Linked DNA regions of Mus musculus: region 2 is linked to region 1. Evidence: chromatin loops called from intact Hi-C (ENCODE). Cell type or tissue: gastrocnemius. All regions are shown on one strand. Region 1 has its middle 53 kb from the start of Gm25869. Region 2 has its middle 27 kb from the start of Gm40113.

What was found. Peaks named below come from ENCODE experiments on the same cell type or tissue, not always from the same donor. Only the 100,000 strongest peaks of a DNase experiment are listed, where the experiment ranks them.
Region 2: a loop joins it to region 1, with 2.3 times the contacts of the local background. A loop is called at or near these places in 15 of 42 quality-filtered maps.

What each region holds. Positions count from the first base shown.
Region 1 is chr3:103,371,828-103,376,827 of GRCm38, reverse strand. No RefSeq gene overlaps it. Among named protein-coding and RNA genes, the nearest start is that of Gm25869, 53 kb to the left of the region's middle. In gastrocnemius, a CTCF peak has its summit at 2,568 (motif pointing right); a DNase peak (open chromatin) is centred at 2,582.
Region 2 is chr3:103,221,299-103,226,298 of GRCm38, reverse strand. No RefSeq gene overlaps it. Among named protein-coding and RNA genes, the nearest start is that of Gm40113, 27 kb to the right of the region's middle. In gastrocnemius, a CTCF peak has its summit at 2,367 (motif pointing left); DNase peaks (open chromatin) are centred at 2,339 and 4,641.

The DNA.
Region 1 (5,000 bases):
GCATGAGGGAAAGGTGCCACCCTAGTAGCAGGCTGAACAAGTCATGGGGAGCAAGCCAGTAAGCTGCACTCCCCCATGGCCTCTGCTTCAGCTCCTGCCTCCAGGTTCCTACCTTGAGTTTCTTCCCTGGCTTCCCTGGATGATGGACAGCAGCTGGAAGATGAAGTGAGTGCCTTCATTCCTTAGTTGTCTTTGGTCACTGTTTTATCACAGCAAATAGTAACCCAATCAAGACACATGAATTAGCGCCTCTGGGCAACAAGGGAAAGTTTCAGTCTTATTGATAAAATTAATTTCTCCCAGGGCTGGAGCGTTTAAGAGCTTGCTTTCTCTGTTATGAAGATTGAAGTCATAGTTCAGTTCCCACACCCATCAGGTGGCTCACAAATACCCGTTATTCAAGCTCCAAGGGATCTGACATTCTGTCCTGGCCTCCATGGGTGCTGGCGCACACATGTACATAACACTCACACGCACACATAAAAAAAAAAATTAGGTAAGCCAGGCAGTGGTGATGGCTGCCTTTAATCCCAGCTCTTAGGAGGCAGAGGCAGACAGATCTCTGTGAGTGTGAGGTCAGCCTGGTCTACCAATCGAGTTTCAGGACATCCAGGGCTACATGGAGAAACCTTATCTCGAAAAACAAAACACAACAACAATTCAATAAAAATAATTAGCGGATCCTCCTTCCTTCTGGTTTTTGAAGGGGCTCCAGAGCTCTAGCAGAGGTCTCAATGCTGGTAAAAGGAGAGACTCTTGCTAGTGTTATGCTCCGATTCCGAGGGAAACGGGGGGGGGGGGGGTGTCAGGAGTGCAGAGTCAACTGCAAGTGGGCATGAAAGTCTTTTTCTTGAAAATGAGAAAATGAGTCAGACTCGGATCGCAAACCTTCCCACAGAGTAAGATGGAGTGTGACACACACACACACAATCTCGGGTGTCTTAACCCTTACATACATCGTAGTCAGAAATCCCTTGAATGGTTAGGGTGAAGAGGAGGGAAGGCAGGTGAGATAAATCATAACTCAGACTCGATACCATTGGTAAGGCAGAACCTCGAGGCTGAGGGGGGATTAAAGATTGTCTTTTGTGGGGCTATCAGGGACTAGTTTTATGGCCGGCCATAACTGTGTGTGACCTCTGATTACCTCTCCTTTTGTCAAGGATAGGCACCAGCTGCAGCTGGTTATCAGTGCTGGCCTTGGTGCCACAGAAGCTGAGGAGTTTTTGTCATTTGTCTTACTCCGGCTGGCACCTGCGGCTCCTTGAGTCTTCTCGGAGCAGCCGGGAAGGTGGGAAGACCCCCCCCCCCGAATTTGCTGCAAGGCCGGGGGAGGGGGGTGGCAGGAGGGAAAGCAGAGCTTCAGAGGGAAAATGCGGAGGCAAGCCACAGAAGCAAGCCTCATCGAGCTGTGGGTAAGGGGGGGAGGGGACCTAAAGGGGAAGAGGGACTTCCACAGGAAGGTACAGAAACAAACCACCTGTGCATCTCACTAGAATGTTCCACCAGAGTGCCTCCATCATCACGCCCACCAAAGCACTCCTTGCTGTGCAGCCTCCTGGCCATCAACGTCACTGGCCCTAGGTTTTGAACCAGGATGTCCGCCCAGCAAAGCTTCAGTGGGTACAAAATAAATCTGTTCAAAGCCTTGCTGTGGGGCGACTTCACATAGCACGCAAGAGCACACACACAAACATGCACATACACACACTACACACATACACACACCACATACTGTACATGATGTACACAGATACCACACACACAATGCATTCAAGCACACAGATACATACTACACACACTCTCACACACACACATACATACATACACACACACATACACACTCTCGTTCTCCAAATACACTACCCTGTGAATTAGAATTCCTGTCTGTAAAGGAATTCCTTACACAATGGAACGCTACTCAGTTATTTAAAAAAACAAAAAAAAACAACAAAAAACAAGGACATCTTCTGGGGAACGCCAGGGCCAAAAAGGGGGAGTGGGTGGGTATGGGGGACTTTTGGTATAGCATTGGAAATGTAAATGAGCTAAATACCTAATAAAAATGGAAAAAAATAAACAAGGACATCATGAAATTTGCAGACAAATGGATGGAACTAGAAAATATCATCCTGAGTGAGGTAAGCCAGGCCCCAAAGGACATGCATGGTATGTACTCACTTATAAGTGGGATATTCGTCATAAAGTACAGAATAACCATGCTATATCCCAAAGAACCCAAATAACAAGGAGGGCACAAGGGTAGCTGGTTAAATCTTTCTCAGAAGGCAAAATAAAAGAGATATCAGTGGTAGGTGGAGGGACCTGAGTAGGAGAGGGGTCTGTTTAAGGGCCATGGCTGCTCCAGTCTTCCTCCACTCATCTGAAACAGAAGGTGACCAGTGGAACAGCCGTCCAATGTCAACTGCTCACCAAGGGACTCATCATCACAGCCTCCTGTAACAGCTCCCTCACCCTGTCTTACATTTTTCATCGTATATGTATGAATAGTTTGCCTACATTATGAAAGTGCACTGGGTATGTGCCTGGTACCTACAGAATCCAGTAGAGGGCGCCAGATCCCCCCCGAAATGGAGCTGCCATATAGATGCTGGGAACTGAACCTCCCTCCGTTTCTGCAAGAGCATCAAGCTCTCTTAACCACTGAGCCATCTCTCCAGGCAACAGCTGGTTCTTACCCAGAATTCCCGTGGGCTCAGACTCCTAAACCAACCCCTTGCATGTCATATTGTGTCAAGGAGAACGCTACTGTTGTCCCCATTTCTCAGACAAGCGCATTCAGACGCCAGGTGGTTGTTACAGAACAGATGCTCATTTCTCTATTAAAGGAAGATCTAGCCTAAAAGCAGGCAAATGGATGTACGGATCTTCTAACAAGCAAGAGGGAACCCTTGCCCATACCATGAGGGAGCACAAAAAGCAGATGCAACCTCCATGGCTGCAAGGAGGCAGCAATGGCATTGTAGGGGCTACACGATGTGTTGGAGTGGATTAGCCTGGGGTGCACACATGGGAAGCCCACACCAGGCTGGCCCAGCTTTTGGGGTAGCTACTTCTTCCCTCAGTGTAGGAAGGTTTGGAGGAACAAATGTCACAGAAGGTTGTGTGCAGCCACACAAGGCATGATGGTAGCGCAGCACATTGAGCAGCTACAGCAGTAGTAGCCAATGGCCTCTAACCCCGGTCAGGAGAGCTGGAGTGTATGAGTCTGGCTCAACACCACTTTGGAGTATCACTCCAATCCCAGGACATGTCATTAAGTTGCTATGGTGGTGGGGATGGAACCTTGTGCGTGCTAGACAAGCACTCTGCTAACCAAGCTGAATTCCTAGCTGCTTCCCTTAAATCCATCCCTGCCCTTTTAAAGGCAGGGTCTCAGTTGGCACGGAGGCGAGGCAGGTGGATCCCTGTGAGTTTGAGGCCAACCTGATCTATATATCAAGTTTTAAGACAGCCAGGGCTACACAGAGAAACCCTGCCTCAAAGGGAGGGAGAGAGAGAGAGAGAGAGAGAGAGAGAGAGAGAGAGAGAGAGAGAGAGAGGAGAGAAGAAGAAGAAGAAGAAGAAGAAGAAGAAGAAGAAGAAGAAGAAGAAGAAGAAGAAGAAGAAGAAGAAGAAGAAGAAGAAGAGGAGGAGGAGGAGGAGGAGGAGGAGGAGGAGGAGGAGGAGGAGGAGGAGGAGGAGGAGGAGGAGGAGGAGGAGGAGGAGGGAAGAGAGGAGAGGAGAGGAGAGGAGAGGAGAGAGAAGAGAAGAGAAGAGAAGAGAAGAGAAGAGAAGAGAAGAGAAGAGAAGAAAAGAGAAGAAAAGAGAAGAAAAGAAAAAAGAAAAGAAGACGGTGTGTCATGTACCTGGCTTGCTTTGAACTCCCCGGGTAGCTAAGAATGGCCTTGAACTTCCAATCCTCCTACCTTACAGTGCTTGATCCTGGGTGTGTACCACCTACCTACAAAGGTACTACTACAGAGCCTGCTACACAATCTCTACATCAGATGCCCACTGTCATGCCATGTATTACTGAGAAAAGGCAAATGTGTGACCAATTAAGCTGTCATAAGCCAGTAGCTATTAAGAAATACCTGGGCCACAGGTGGTGGTGCCAACCTTTAATCCCAGCACTGAGGAGGCAGAGGCTGTGGGACTGAGGCTGTAGTGACTCATTTTTAAGCCCAAAAGACCACCAAGGAGCCAGCATGGATGCAATCACATTAGGATCTCTTTATTACAAACTCGTGTTTGGACTTACTCACTACCGTCCTGTGGGTCGACCCACAGGACGGTTTGGTGAAGCGGCCCTGAACTCTCAACGGGACAAGGTTTTATAGAAAATGGAGGCAAGTGAGGGGGTGTCCAACCTGGAAAGCATCTAACTGAATGACTATTGTAAAGGGACAGGTGGGTGATCTGAAGCAGGACTGTATGCAATCGGCCTGAAAGTACATCTGAAACAATCAGACTAATTGTTGGTTAACTGTTGCTAGGAAGTAGCTAGGGAGTCACTCTGGCCAAGGACAAGCTATGGGCCTCCCTGGTGCTTGAGTGCAGCTTGGGTTCAGCTATGGGTCAAGTTCTCAGGTTTTATATCTTCTTTTTCTTTTAAGATGGAGGCTGGTTCAAGATGGAGTAGATTTTGCCTCTCAAGACCAGTGTGGGATACACAGTGAATGATGCGAAGAACTAGAGTGAGACACTGTCTCTAAAAGCAAACAGAAAAGAGGTAGCCCCTACTGAAAAATGTTACATCGAATAGCAATGTATCATGGTGATGAGGTTACTGCACATAACACCAGGAGAAGTCTCCAAGAGCGTACACTGTGATGTGTAACCCAGAACAAAGCAATATCCCTTTTTGTCTGCAGTGCTGAGGACGAAACATACTTCCGAATGTCAGTGAAGGGCTCAACTCTAGCTCTCAGCCACCTCCTCAGGCCCTCCATAAACCACACACTGACTGAACCATATTCACAGGTGAGACCCAGGCA
Region 2 (5,000 bases), 150 kb after region 1:
GTGATGGCCGACTAGGCCATCTTTTGATACATATGCAGCTAGAGTCAAGAGCTCCGGGGTACTGGTTAGTTCATAATGTTGTTGCACCTACAGGGTTGCAGATCTCTTTAGCTCCTTGGATACTTTCTCTAGCTCCTCCGTTGGGGGCCCTGTGATCCATCTAATAGATGACTGTAAGCATCCACTTATGTGTTTGCTAGGCCCTAAATACACTTTTTAAATGAACAAAATTTCAAATAATATTTTTATCCTATTGTATATGCCAAAGTTAAAATATTGCATATTTCAAGAATATTTGTTACAAACACAAATTTTAAATTTAATGATTCCATAACAGATACCCTAACCCTAATATTGACAATTTGTGAACAATACTGTTTTTTCCTTGATAGTTTTACTATATATGTGTATATGCATATACTATATATATGTGCATATATATAGTGTATATATATTCACACATAAAATTAGATATTAAACTATATAATCTCATAACACTAGTTACAAGAAAAAAGTCATTATATCTATTATTAGTTATCCCAATAGCAGAATTAGCCCAAGTGAATATTGACAACATGTGGAGCAAAGCTAAGAAATCATATAAGAATATCTCTACTTTCAGGCCAATCCTAAAATTAATCTTTTGAGGGGGTCCAGCAGGTGTCAGAAAGCTTAAGAGAACAGGTGCAGATTGCCTTATCAACCCGGCTCAGACTGCAGAGAATCTAACACCAGGTGGTTTATTGTAGGCATATTTAAACACAATAGAATTTGGAAAATAGTCTCCAGGCTACAATAATTCCCATAATCATTGCAATGTCAGGTGCATAATAAAGCTTAAAGTGTGACTACCTAGAAACTCTTTCACAAAGAACATGTGGCCATGAGGGTGGATCCTATAGCTAAAAGGCTTAGAATCCAATATGGCCTCCGACTGGTCAGAATGGCGGTCAGCAGGCCATAAAGTACACTTGACATCTCCCCTAGGGCTGGGTAATGGTCTAGGGAAGGAAGGATCTGGAATAATCATTCTATGGAATTAGGGCGAGGTCTGTCCCCACAGATAACAAAAAGCCCCCGCGCCGCCCCCACTCTCAGCTTTCTGGATGGAATGCAGTTGCTTGATTTTACCTCCTCCTCCGTTGAGGAGAAACCCTGTGATTGACACTCCTGCTTCTCTTAGGGCTTCTCTGGGAGCTCGGGGCCCTCATGGCCTCTGCACTCTTTTAAATTTACATTTTAAGTTGTCCTAGCAAAAGTAACATAGACAACTCCTGAGCATTTAATAAAAGCGTATTCTTAACAATTTAATCACTTTAAAAACTCAACATATTAGTTTACTTTTTAAAGTCAACATGACAGAAGACACTTCTATGACTTGCTAATGTTGTGTAAGAGAAGGCAGGGTAAAGAAATGGTCATTCCGTGATTTAGGGGAAGGTTTTTATTGGGAGAGGGAGGGGGAGGGCGAGGCGGGAGGGAGAGCACAAGCAGCTGGAGGAATCTGGATAAATCCAAAGGAGCAAGAAAAAGAAACAGACTGGCCATGGCCGGGGGTTGGGAAGCAGGTGCGGAAATCCTCTGGGTTCTGAGGGGAGGAGGAGCTGGAGGGAGGACGGCCCGTGTACTGGCGCAGCCTGGGTTTAAGGTGAAGGAGGAAAGAGCCAGAATGTTAACCGGGACTGAGTGGGCTGGGAGGCTAGCATGGACTTGGATTTGCAGCTACAGGTACACATATGGAAAGGGAGGTGGTCCTCTGGCTGGCAGAAACCCATTTCGAAGTTTCCTGGTTAAGGCTGGCTGTAAGCGCTTAGCAGTCCATCTAGAATCCCGCTCGAGCTGAGCCAAGCCTGCCATTTCTGTACATATGCACGGCCTCCTGGGGGTTTCCTTTGGACCTGACATGCTGACTCTCAGTGTCATGGGTTGTAGAGATTGTAGAGAAGTCTTGTCACTTCTCACTATGAAACGAAAATTTAAAATTTTCTGACAAAGTTGCACACTTAACATTTTACATGCATCACAGCCTTAATAAAAATTTCATATTTTACATTTGCATATTAAGAATATTCCTGGGGCCAGGCTTGGTGGCGCTTGCCTTTTATCTGAACATTTGGGAGGCAAATCAAAAGCAGAGACAGGAAAACAAGAAGAGTATGAGGCCAGCCTGATCTACACAGTGGAGTTCTAGGCTAGCCAGAGCTATACAGTAAGATTCTATCTAAAAAGTAGGGGGTTGTGGGGACTGCAGAGATGGCACAGCAGTTAAGAACACTAGGCTTCCAGAGCACACAAGTTTGATGCCAAGCACCCGCGTGGCCGCTCACAACTGTGTAACTCCAATTCTAGGGGTTTCTAGTGCCCTCTCCTGGTCTCCTTGGGGACTGCATCACATACATAGTACACAGACACAAGCAAAAACACCCTTACACATAAAATAGAGAAATAAAAACATTGGGGAAAAAGAAAGGAAGGGAGAAAGGGAGGGAGAGGGAGGGAGGGAGGGGAGGAAGGAAAGAACTAAGGAATGAGCAAATGAACGGATGGACTGACAGGAGAAAGAAAGGATGGAAGCAAGAAAGAAAAAGTAAAGAAGACTGAGGTGCAAAGTCTGATGACCAGCGTTTGATCCTTAAAACCCAAACCCACATAGAAAAAGGAGAGGACAGACTGAGCTGTCCTGACACCCACCCAGTTACCCCCGTACATATGCACACCAACACACACATACACACACACTCACACACACATACACTCACACACACACACACACACATACACTTAATAAGTAAAAATGTAATGCAAATAAAAAAACACTGGCAAAATGGCTCAGCAGCTCAAAGGACTTGTTACACAGCCTGGAGAACTGGGTTCAATTTCTGGAACACACAAAAAACCAGCTGTGGTTTCAAACATCTCTAATCCAGGTGCTCCTGTGATAAGAGGCCTGGTGGCCAAGCCTGGCTTGTTTGGGCTGCTGGGTCCTATGACCCCAACAACTCCTATTGTTATTTTGGTGATTTGCAGCCAAGAATAAATACACATAAAACATGTGTGTCCTTTCTCATGTCCACCAGTCCCCAACAGGATAATTAAACAAACTTTGCTGAAAAGCAGAAAAGGGAATGCTTGGGAAGATGAAAACTAAGTGTCCTGGTGTCCACCTGCCTCCCACAAGCACCCTGAAATCCATCCTCAGGCTTCCTGACACATGACTTAGAGAGGTCAGGGATGTGCATAAGGAAGCCGTCCTGGTCAGGATGCAATCCTGCCTTTATCTCTGTCTCTGGTCCAGCCTTCTCCTGCAAGGAGGTCTAAAAAGTTGACAGATCTTTAACATAAAATTTACAGATAGGAGACAAATCTCCCTTCTGGCTAGCACCAGGGTCCCAGATTTTTTTCTTCCCCCAGAATGAGCCTCCTGGGGAAATTGTAATTTTATGGGACTTACAGTTTTAATTAATTTACTAGTTAAATTATTATTGCGTGAGTGTGTGAACATGTGTGAACGGTCAAAGGTCAGATCCCAGGAGTTGTTTCTCTCCATTTGCAGTGGGCTGTTAGGTCAAATGTGGATAGTCAGGCCTGTGTATAAGTGCTTCTGTTTACTGATACGCCTTGCTATCCCTGAAGTCCATTGTTTCAATATTTGGAGAGCCAAACAGTGAAAGAAAAAATGTAGCATTAGAGTACCTTCAGACCTTCCAAAAGGGTTCTATTGCATCACCTGGTTCCCCAGGTCCTAGAGACACTAGCAAAGTAGGGTATGGGATCAGGAGCTGAAGACAAATGGATCATATCACAGAATCAGTCTTGGAGCCGCAGTGATGGCTCAGCAGGTACCAGCACTTGTTGTACAAGCGTAAAGACCCAGAATCCAGGTAAAAACACTCATTTCTGTCATCCCAGGACTGTGAGACCCACAGAACAAGAAGGCTTCTCACCACCAGTCCTACTCTAGAGTCAGTGAGAGACCAGAGAATAAGATGATCAATGATAGAGGTGGGATCTGACTTCCTTAATGGGTCTCCATGAGTGCACATTAGATGTGTGCACCTGTGTGCATACATGAGTGTCTTAGTCAGGGTTTCTATTCCTGCACAAACATCATGACCAAGAAGCAAGTTGGGGAGGAAAGGGTTTATTCAGCTTACATGTCCACACTGCTGTTCATCACCAAAGGAAGTCAGGACTGGAACTCAAGCAGGTCAGGAAGCAGGAGCTGAAGTAGAAGCCATAGAGTGATGCTGCTTACTAGCTTGCTTACCCTGGCTTGCTCAGCTTGCTTTCTTATAGAACCCAAGACCACCAGCCTAGAGATGGTACCACCCACAATGGGCTATCGAACCCTTGATTACTAATTGAGCAAATGCCTTACAGCTGGATCTCATTTCCCCCTTTCTCTGTGATAACTCCAGCTTATGTCAAGTTGACACACAAAACCAGCCAGTACAATGAGTGTATATCACATACATCACACCACACACACACACACACACACACACACACACACACACACTTCAACAAAAGCAAAAGAAAAATATATCTTTCCTATACAGTTAATTTCTAATAAAATTCTGAACACTGAAGAGATGGCTCAGTCGTCAAGAACACCACTCTGTCAGAGGACCTGGGCTGGGTTCCCAGAAGCCACATGGCAGCTCACGGCCATCTGTAACTCCAGTTCCACAGGCTCCCATACCCTCCTCTGGCTTCCTGAGGAACTGGATACACATGGCACACAGACATTCACACAGACATTCACACAGGCAAAAAAAAACACCCACACACATAAGATAGAAATAAGTCTAAACAACAAAAACAAACATTCTGAACAATGATGCTGGGTAGTTTCCCTAGTTACCAGGAAACCATGCATATTGTCACACATAAATTCAAAAAGGGAAATATATATTTAGTCCAGAGAGAGAGATCAAGGGTGTGTCAAAGAGAAATGGCTATCGTAAGCTAAATATCATTAAACCTCTTTATTCCAGTAG